2 separate regions of the Homo sapiens genome follow, and region 1 is linked to region 2. Evidence: chromatin loops called from intact Hi-C (ENCODE). Cell type or tissue: IMR-90. All regions are shown on one strand. Links, peaks and the distances in the headings refer to the core of each region. The heading gives the core; the rest is flanking DNA.

Region 1 (4,392 bases), core at 292-4,291, 1.2 Mb before region 2:
CTAGCCCAGAAGTCAGCCTGTGGGAAGAGACTTCCCAGGTCACTGTGCAGCTGGAGTTGCATCTTGGATGACACCATAGATAGCTCTGGCGGGCACCCATGCATTTATTCAGAAAATATATCTTGAGTGCTTACTTCATGCCCAGCAATGCGTCCAGCAATGCGGTGAGGAGGTGAATCAGACATCATTCCTGTCCTCTAGAGCTCATGGTCTGCATGCTCTAAGGGGCCAAGCAAATGTGTAAATGGACAATTTAATTAAAAATGGCAGGTGCCATAGAAGAGAGAAACTCAGAAGACCCTGGGTGGCTGCAGAAGACCCCTAAAGTAGCCAAGGGAAGGGGCTGTTGGAATAGTTGAGCGAGAGAGGCAGAGATTTTGAATGTAGCTCCCTTTCCACAAGACTCCCAGAGATGAGGCAGTAAGTGGTTCAGCTGACACTTGGCCAAGGCTAATCCTTCCACTAATTGAAGGTCATCTGTATACTTGAAGTTTGCCCCCTGGCATTCCAGAGCAGGATGGATATGCAGCCAACGCTTCTGTGTTTGAGCCCAGAATCAAATCACAAAGCCTTGCTTAAGTCAATCATGGGGCTCCCTCCAAGGCAGCACTCTATTATGTGTTTATGGATGAGACCTAAGAGGGCTGGCAAGGAATCATTCACCCTGCAGAGCGTGCCTTGGGGATGGACTGTAGGAAGGGAGAATTTTATTTTTATTTTTAAAGCCTGTGCTTTGATGTATTTTTTTTTAATGCAGGGTGGGTCTGCATTACTTTACAATAAGCATAGATGGTATAATGAACAGAACCCAGTGCCAATCATATTCTAATGATTCCTCTGAAAATATCCTGAGGAAGTCTTTGGTCCTCAACCCAGCTGAGCTCACTGCTGCATCCTTGGCAACCTGGTACAGGGTAGGTGCCCAGTAAATATTTCTTGAAAGACCTCACATCATTTCATTTAAAGGCAAATTGCAGAGCAGGAGCGCTTGGGTTCAAGTGTCCAAGGGCTCAGGATGCACATCCTAGTTGTATGTCTGTGAGCACAACTGACCTCTCTGAGCCTCAGTTTCCTCATCTTTAAAATGGGCTGTCTCAAGGTGTTGTTATGAGAATAAAACAAGCTCACGCACATGAGATGGGCAGCATATAGTGAGCACCCAATATACACTGATTATTTTTATGGCTTTTAAAACTCTTGTCATATTTTCATACCAATTGTACTGTTGTTCACTTAATACATATATATATATATATATTTTTTTTTTTTTTTGAGACAGAGTCTCACTCTGTCACTCAAGATGGAGTGCAGTGGTGTGATCTCAGCTCACTGCAACCTCAGCCTCCTGGGTTCAAGCGATTTTCCTGCCTCAGCCTCCCGAGTAGCTGGGACCACAGGCATGCGCCACCAAGCCTAGCTGATTTTTTTTGTTTTTGTATTTTTAGTAGAGACGGGGTTCCACCATTTTGGCCAGGCTGGTCTCGAACTCCTGACCTCAAGTGATCCATCCGCCTCAGCCTCCCAAAGTGCTGGGATTACAGGCATGAGCCACCACACCTGGCCTATGTAATATATTTTTAAAAATTTCTATTGACTTGTTTTTCTATTTAGATTGCACAGTATAATTTAGCCTCACTCTAAATAATAATAGTCTTATAATCAGAGGTTTCACATGTCAGTTTTAATTTTTCTAATTTTCTTAAGCCAAACGACTCACAAAAAGTTCATCTGGACACTGTTTAAAGCCGCGTGGGTATCCCCGTAGTGTATCTAATACTCCTACTCCTCGGGAAGTGCAGCCCGGTGCACAACACTTTATAGCTTTTGAACTCCCAGAGTCCAGAATACACTCTCCGTGTTTTTTTTGTTTTTGTTTTTGTTTTTTGTTTTTTTTTCAGCCCGTAGACTCTGTTCCTCCAATGTTCCATCCCTGTGCTAGGAGCTGGGTATGAAGCAGTGAATTAGAGAATCACGTTTTCTGTTCTCCCAAAACTCAGTCGAATGGGGAACAGAGAACAGTTACCGGGTCATTACAGCCCAGTGTGGTCTCAGCTGTGCTGGGGAAAGCGCACAGGAGAAGCCTCACTTTCCCGCCCCCTGGTCGGGGAGGCTTTTTCTTGATGACGTTGGTGGCTCCCTTCAGAGAACACAAATCCCTACTGTATTACCTGCAGTGCAGAAAAATGACCAGCAGGTGGCAGTGGCGACACAAAAGAATTCCCCCATGAACCTTTCCTCGGAAATTTTCTTTCATAAATTAACAGATGAATTAATACAACAAATATTCACTGGACACCTTCTGTGTGCCAGGCATTGTATGCGCCGGGCATACAATGATGAGCAAGGCGAACATGGTCCCTGCCTTCATGTAACTGAACACTAATTCAGTCCTGTATGTATTCCAGAAGTATTTCCTGATACCAAACCTGTGCTAAACACTGTCCTCGCCCTGGGGAGATGGAAGGTGCATAAAGGATAAATCGTTAGACCTGGGTGTAAAGGAGGATATTGACAGCCGACCTAGGAGCAGGACCCCCAGGCTAAGTGCTAGAATGGCCTTGGGTTATCCTGTGCCCTGGCTCCGCCCCTATGGTATTTTAATTTAATTAGTCACCCAGAGTATTCTTTTTAAAACTCTCCAGGAGATTTTAAAGTTTGGCAAGGGCTCAGAACCACTGGTTTGGTGTCCTGGCATGGTTAACATATTAACTCATCATTTAATTAATTTCCAAAGTATTTGCACAACCATTCTGTATTAGATGATTTGCATATATTATTTCTAATCCTTCTGCAAAGTCCTTGAAGGTAATAACAATCATGACCAAAACAGCCAACATTTACAATATTTACTGAGGGCATTCTCTGAGCCAGATTCCATTCTGAGTGTTTTATATCTATGAACTCATTTAGTTATCACAACAACCCTAAGACACAGATATTATATCTTTATTCCTACTTTATTTTATTTTTATTTTTGAGACAGGGTCTCATTCTGTCACCCAGGCTGGAGTGCAGTGGCGTGAACACAGCTCACTTCAGCCTTGACCTCCCTTTCAAGAGATCCTCCCACCTTAGCCTCCCGAGTCGCTGGGACCACTGGCGTGCACCATCATGCCTGGCTAATTTAAAAATTTTTTATGAAGACAGGGTCCTGAGGACCCTGAGGTTACCCAGGCTGGTCCTGAACTCCTGACCTCAAGTGATCCTCCTGTCTCGTTCTTTCAAAGTGTTGAGATTACAGGCATGAGCCATCATGCCTGGTCATCATCTCCATTTTGTATCCAAGGAGAATGCAGCGCAGAACGGTTGGGTAACGTGTTAAAGGTCACAAGCTAGTTAGTGGTATAAATAAGATTCAAATCCAGGTGGTCCAAGTCCGGTCTTAACCACTGCACCATGCAGCCATTTTACAGATGAGAAAACTGAGGCTCAGGTGGAACTCACTGGTGAAAAGTCCCCTCAAGCAGGAAGTGGCTGAGCTGCAATTTGAGCTGAGGATTCTCTAGCTTTCAAGTCAGCCTGATTCAATTTTGACCCAGTCCTCAGTAAGAGTTTGAAAACAATGTCATATGGAATTTTTCCCCAGCAGGAACCAGCTCTTGGAAGGCATTTGTGTGTATCTTCAGCACCTAGAAGATGGCAGAAGAGTCAAAGGAATAGGAACTTGAATTTGAAACTGGAGGCCTGTGTCTGCTGCACCACCTTGAGTGAGTTGCTTATGTCTCCATACTCCATTTTTTTCTGCCCATAAACAGTCTGGACCTTAGCCGAGACATGGCTAGGCAGTGACATGTAGTCACACTTTGAAATAAGATCATCTAAGGCAGGTTTTCTCAACTTAGACAGGTTTTACATTTGGAATGGATAATTCTTTGTGGTGGGGGCTGTCCTGGGCACTGGAGGATATTGAGCAGCATCCTGGGCCCTGACCTGCTAGAAGCCGGTAGCACCCCTCTTCCCTGACAAGTTGTGACAACTCATAATTTCTCTAGAAATTGTATTTACACATGTCCCCTGGAAAGCAAAATCGCCTCTGGTTGAAAACCACTGGTCGAATGTTTTAAACAATTCGGGTTGCAACTGGTGTAACTCCAGCCGTTCTCTCCCAGGAATGCAAATGAATTGGACCGATGGCCTTATAGATCTACTCACGAACCCACTCTCGTTTCTGTTTTCTTTTTCTATTTTCCCCTCTCTTTAACAATAGAAGAAAATGTACATTTCTGGAGCACATTTGAACAAAAAGCTCGAAATCAAGTCCCCTAGTAATAGTTACAAATGGTTTGCAATATGCCCTACAAGCAGTGGAGCTTTGAAACAGAGTGGTGATTAGCAGCCAATGTTAACTGACGACTTGCTATGTGCCAAGCACACCATTCATTAAAAGCCTTT
Region 2 (4,392 bases), core at 204-4,203:
GAGACTGCAACTCAAAATGAAATAAAAATACATAAATAAAAATGTTTAAAAAGAGAGAGAGAGAAAGACTGCACTCCAGCATGGGTGACAGAGCAGGAGTCTGTCTCGAAAAATAAATAAATAAACAAATAAATAAAAAGTGTCACTGTGGACTGTGTCCCTTTCAGGTGCTAGAAAAACACAAGTGGAGAACTTAAAGTATTTTGGCTACTTTCTGAAGTTATTTCCTGGACTGCATTTCTTTGATAACAATACTGATTTGAGACTGGGCCATGTGGCTCATCGTTTTAGTACGGTTACAAAGAAAAGTCCCAGTGCTATGCTGGTTTAATTCAAGATGTGAGTCCTGGTGTCTCAATCCCCAACCGAATGTCCCTTCAATATCCCACTTCTTGTCCCACACAATTGTTCAAATCAGAAACATGAGGGCCCTTCCCAGGCCAGGTCCATATGGGCCAAACCCTCAGCCCAGCTTGTGCAATGAGCTGCCTGACCAGCTCTCAGTGCACCCTGCTTCCAGGAACACCCAGAAGTGAGCAGGAACCACACTCACAATATTCAGAGGCCGGAGGGACAGAAGGCTGTCACTATCACGGCTGTTGGACCAGGCATCCCAGCGAGGATAATCCCCCTTCTCCAGAACAAACTGCTCCCCGCGGAAGGCCCTGGACTCAAATGCCAGCCACCTGAGGGAGGAAGAGGCTTGGCTGGGTCACCTTTGCTGCAGCTGAGGAAGGATTCAAGTTTAGTGAGAGAAGTGTCCAAGAGCTGCTGACCTTGAACCTTGTACCCTCCCTCCAACCCTACTGCTAATTCCTGGACCTGTAATTAAAGGAGCTGCTAGGACATACCGGGAACTGTCTGAGACTCTGGGCCAGAAAACCATCCTAGGGTATGTTATTGAGAATCTAGCCTCTGTGCAAGGTACCCAGAAAAGTCTTTAGCACAATGCCCGGTACACAGTAAGTATTCCATAGGTGACAGTGACTTCTTCCTCTTCCTTTTCCTCTTCTTTGTATTGTATTGTTATTAATATGTATTTATTTGCATCATTCCATTCATTTTCATAAAAACTCTCTCTGAAGTACGTACCATTGTTATCCCCATTCAACAGATGAGAAAACAGAGGCCTGGTGTGTGAAGCAACTTGCCGAAGATCACCCAGATGGTTAGTGCCAGAGCCTGGACTTGCAATCCAAAGGCGGGAATTCAGGGCCCAGCTGGGAGACCTGCCTGCCTTGTGGACATGGATGGGACACTTACCAACTTTGGCCTCAGTTTCCCCATCTATAAAGTGGGAATAAGAATGATACCTCTGTCACAGGGTCATGACGATTCAATGACATAATGCATGTTAAATTTTAGGTGTTACAATTATTATTAAAATTATAAATATTAAATCCCATGTTCCAGTCACTGAGTTAGGTGCTAGGTTGACCTTGCTGTTCTTCCAACCTCAGGTATCCTGGGATTTTCTGCAGACATCTAGGATTCTAGAGAATTCTTCAACTCTCATTTTACAGATGCGGAAAACGAGGCCAGAGAAGGCAGGGGAGCTGTCAAAAGCCCCACAACAGATCTAGAGCTCAGACTGGGGCCTCCACACTCCCAGAAGGCTCAGGGCTGTGGCGAGGGACTGGGGGTCTAGGTACTCACGGCCCGGACTCCACTTGGATGGAGCCCACCTTCTCCAGCAGGCTGTCGGTCAGGCTGGGGCACTCGGCCGAGAGCTCGCAGCGTTTGCCTTGGAAGTTCTCTAGTTCGTACAAGATCACCTAGAAGAGCAGAGTCCTAAACATCCCACCTCTGCTAGGCTCCCAGCTCCAGCCTCTGCCCCTCCTTTGGGCATTAGAGGGAGGTACCCTCTGCTTTCTGCATCTCTCCAGCCTGGAGCTGGCACTGAGGTGGGCCTGCACTGCCCTCTAATGGTCATGGAGGGAAACGCCTTCAGGAACTTCAATGAGACCAATTAAACTAGTGATTGCAACTCTGATGTCCAGCAGGAGCCAGGTGGGGAGTCCAGCGGACTGAAATAACCCGAGAGGTCGGTGGGGAAATGAAGCTGCTTCTGGCGATGAGGGAATGAGGTCCCAGTTCCAATTTTTTCAAGAGAGGTCAGAAATCTGTATTTTCCTTAATAGGAAATTTCCCCCTTAAAAAAATGAAAACACCTGTTTGCAGTCTCGGGGAAGACCTCTGCCTGCCCCAAGCCTAGGAAGAGAAGGGCTGCAAAGGCAGACCAAGGTTTTGCCTCTCTCACCCACCTGGAAACACAAACTGACTTTGTAGAAGATCCCCAGGGAACATCTGTTCTAGTCATTTTACAGAAGGGATCAAAGAAGCTCAGAAAGGGTAAGATACTTGCCTCGGGCTGCACAGCAAGTTAAGAGGAGGCACTGGGATTCGACCCATCCTTAGACTCTGTCTGGAATAGTTTCCCAAAAAGACCCCGGAGATGGTTTGGAAAGGGCAGAGCCAACACATTCAAACCTTCTCTCAGATTTCTAGTGTGCCTCCCTCTGCTAGCTGGCTTCACTCATGTCTTTCAGCCTTTACACCAACTCTGGGCACAATATCTGGGCACCATCCTCATTTCAAACATGGGGCTGTTGAGGCCCAGAGAGCCTCCAAACCCTGTGCCCTTTTCCCCAGAGTGGGCAAGACACCAGGCTGAGGTCAGACAGGAGAGTCAGAGCTCAGAGCCGTTTCCAGAAACCCCCGGGCCTCTCTGATCCATTGGTGCAGGCAGGATGTGGGTGACCATTTCTGTTTTGCAGACGAGGGAAGATGCAGCAAAGTCATGAAGCAAGTTTCTAACGGGAGGGTGGCAGTGAGAGGACCCACCCGGAGCGTTTTGTCCTGGCCTGGGTGGTTGGAAGGATGGCTCTTCCTTCCTGCAGAGGTGCTGCTTGGCTGGGAAGATGACCCTGAGGCCCAGGAGTAGCCTGGGCCCTCTGACCCCCTCCCTGCCCAGTACCTTGTAGCTGCCCCCAAGGTCTCCATGGCTCTTGCCAGCTGCAGCCTGTTCGGGTGCTCCGTGCTGTTCCGCCATCTCCCCAGGAACACCTCTGGCTTCAAACCAAAAGAAAATGGTTCACTGGATCCACCCGGGAGAAGCCAGGTGTTGATGTGACTGGAGTCCAGGATGAGCTACAGAGCCTTGCTGCCCATGGGGCGTGGCTGTAACTTATGATCGACATTCAGTCATTCAGCAAACATCCATTGAGCACCTGCCATGGGCCACGTGGACTGAGACAGTGGGATCAGGAGCCCCATTGTACAGAGGGGAACTCTGAGGCTCAGCAAAGTGAGGCCACTTCCTCAAGCACACAGTGAGGAAGTGGCCTGGGTCGGGCCTGGCTCCAAAGCCCGTGCCCTTTTCCCCTGATCCAGATGCTCCCCGAAACCCAGGTTTCTCAGAGCTCTCTGCAGATGTCCCACCCCCAGAACCTGGCTAAAGGGTGGGCTTCAGGGAGTTTCCTCTACAGGGGTCTCTCCCACCTCCGTACTCCAGGAACTCTTTTGTTCACTGGTTACTTTATTCAACAAATATTCCATGAGCACCTACACAGTGCCAGGCTCTGGGCTGGGTGACCAGGAGGGACAGGAGACCCCATATGTCGGGAGGTGGACAGACAGACCTCTAGAGAAAAGGCTTGTAAGACCAGGTCGTTGGACACCTGCTCCAGGTCAGTTTCCCTGCGTTCGGTTACTCATTCCTTAAGCATTTATTGAACACGACTGTGTACCAGCCACTTCAAGACCCAGACACCGACAGTTCTTCATTGCTACAGGGACAGTGACACGCAATACAGGCCCCTGCCGCAGTCACATGGAAGGATTCTCATCATTGTTGCACCCATGGACACACACAGGACTGTTCTGTTTGTCAGCACACACACATAGGTGCACACACTCGCAAAAGTTTCTATGGTCACTATCAGTTATATTTCACCCATGGGCTCACAGGACAGCTTCTTTCTCTCTCTCTCTCTCTCTCCTCACACACACACATCCCTGCCCATTTCAGACATCCACAGTGGTAAACAAGGCACCTACATCTACACCCCACATCCAACTGTTACCCACCCACGGCTCCCAGCACGGCCACCCCAGCATGCACAGCTGCACAGCCCACATACTCTGGATGTGGGCCTAACCATGCACAGCCTGCGGGCTGTCGGTTCTGTCTCTCCTAGCCTCAGCAGGAAACAGGGCTTGGTCCAGCTCACAGGGGACTCTCGGGGGACTTGGCAGGTACCATGTGTGCCCACTCCCCTCCCTCAGAGGAGCTGTTTTGGAAGGTCCCCTGCCCTAAGCACATGTCCAGGGGCTTGGACCCTGGCCACTGCAGACAAGGGTCCCTCGTTCCACCCCCAGCTGGGCTGTCAG

The links. Peaks named below come from ENCODE experiments on the same cell type or tissue, not always from the same donor. Only the 100,000 strongest peaks of a DNase experiment are listed, where the experiment ranks them.
Region 1: it touches region 2 in a loop (16-fold over the local background); 2 of 110 quality-filtered maps call a loop at or near these places.

Annotation. Positions count from the first base shown.
Region 1 is chr22:26,358,387-26,362,778 of GRCh38, reverse strand. The region is part of intron 12 of SEZ6L (seizure related 6 homolog like); the gene reads right to left. It overlaps LOC124905096 (a long non-coding RNA gene), which reads left to right and starts at 1,754. Exons shown (of 3, transcript XR_007068038.1): 1 at 1,754-4,392. In IMR-90, for the core only: a CTCF peak has its summit at 2,181 (motif pointing right); a DNase peak (open chromatin) is centred at 2,168; H3K27me3 peaks cover 385 bases.
Region 2 is chr22:25,200,057-25,204,448 of GRCh38, reverse strand. CRYBB3 (crystallin beta B3) reads right to left here. Exons shown (of 6, transcript NM_004076.5): 2 at 2,978-3,072; 3 at 1,657-1,775; 4 at 554-686. The coding sequence starts at 3,052. Among named protein-coding and RNA genes, the nearest start is that of CRYBB3, 2.4 kb to the right of the region's middle. In IMR-90, for the core only: a CTCF peak has its summit at 1,925 (motif pointing left); no DNase peak of the experiment used is centred there.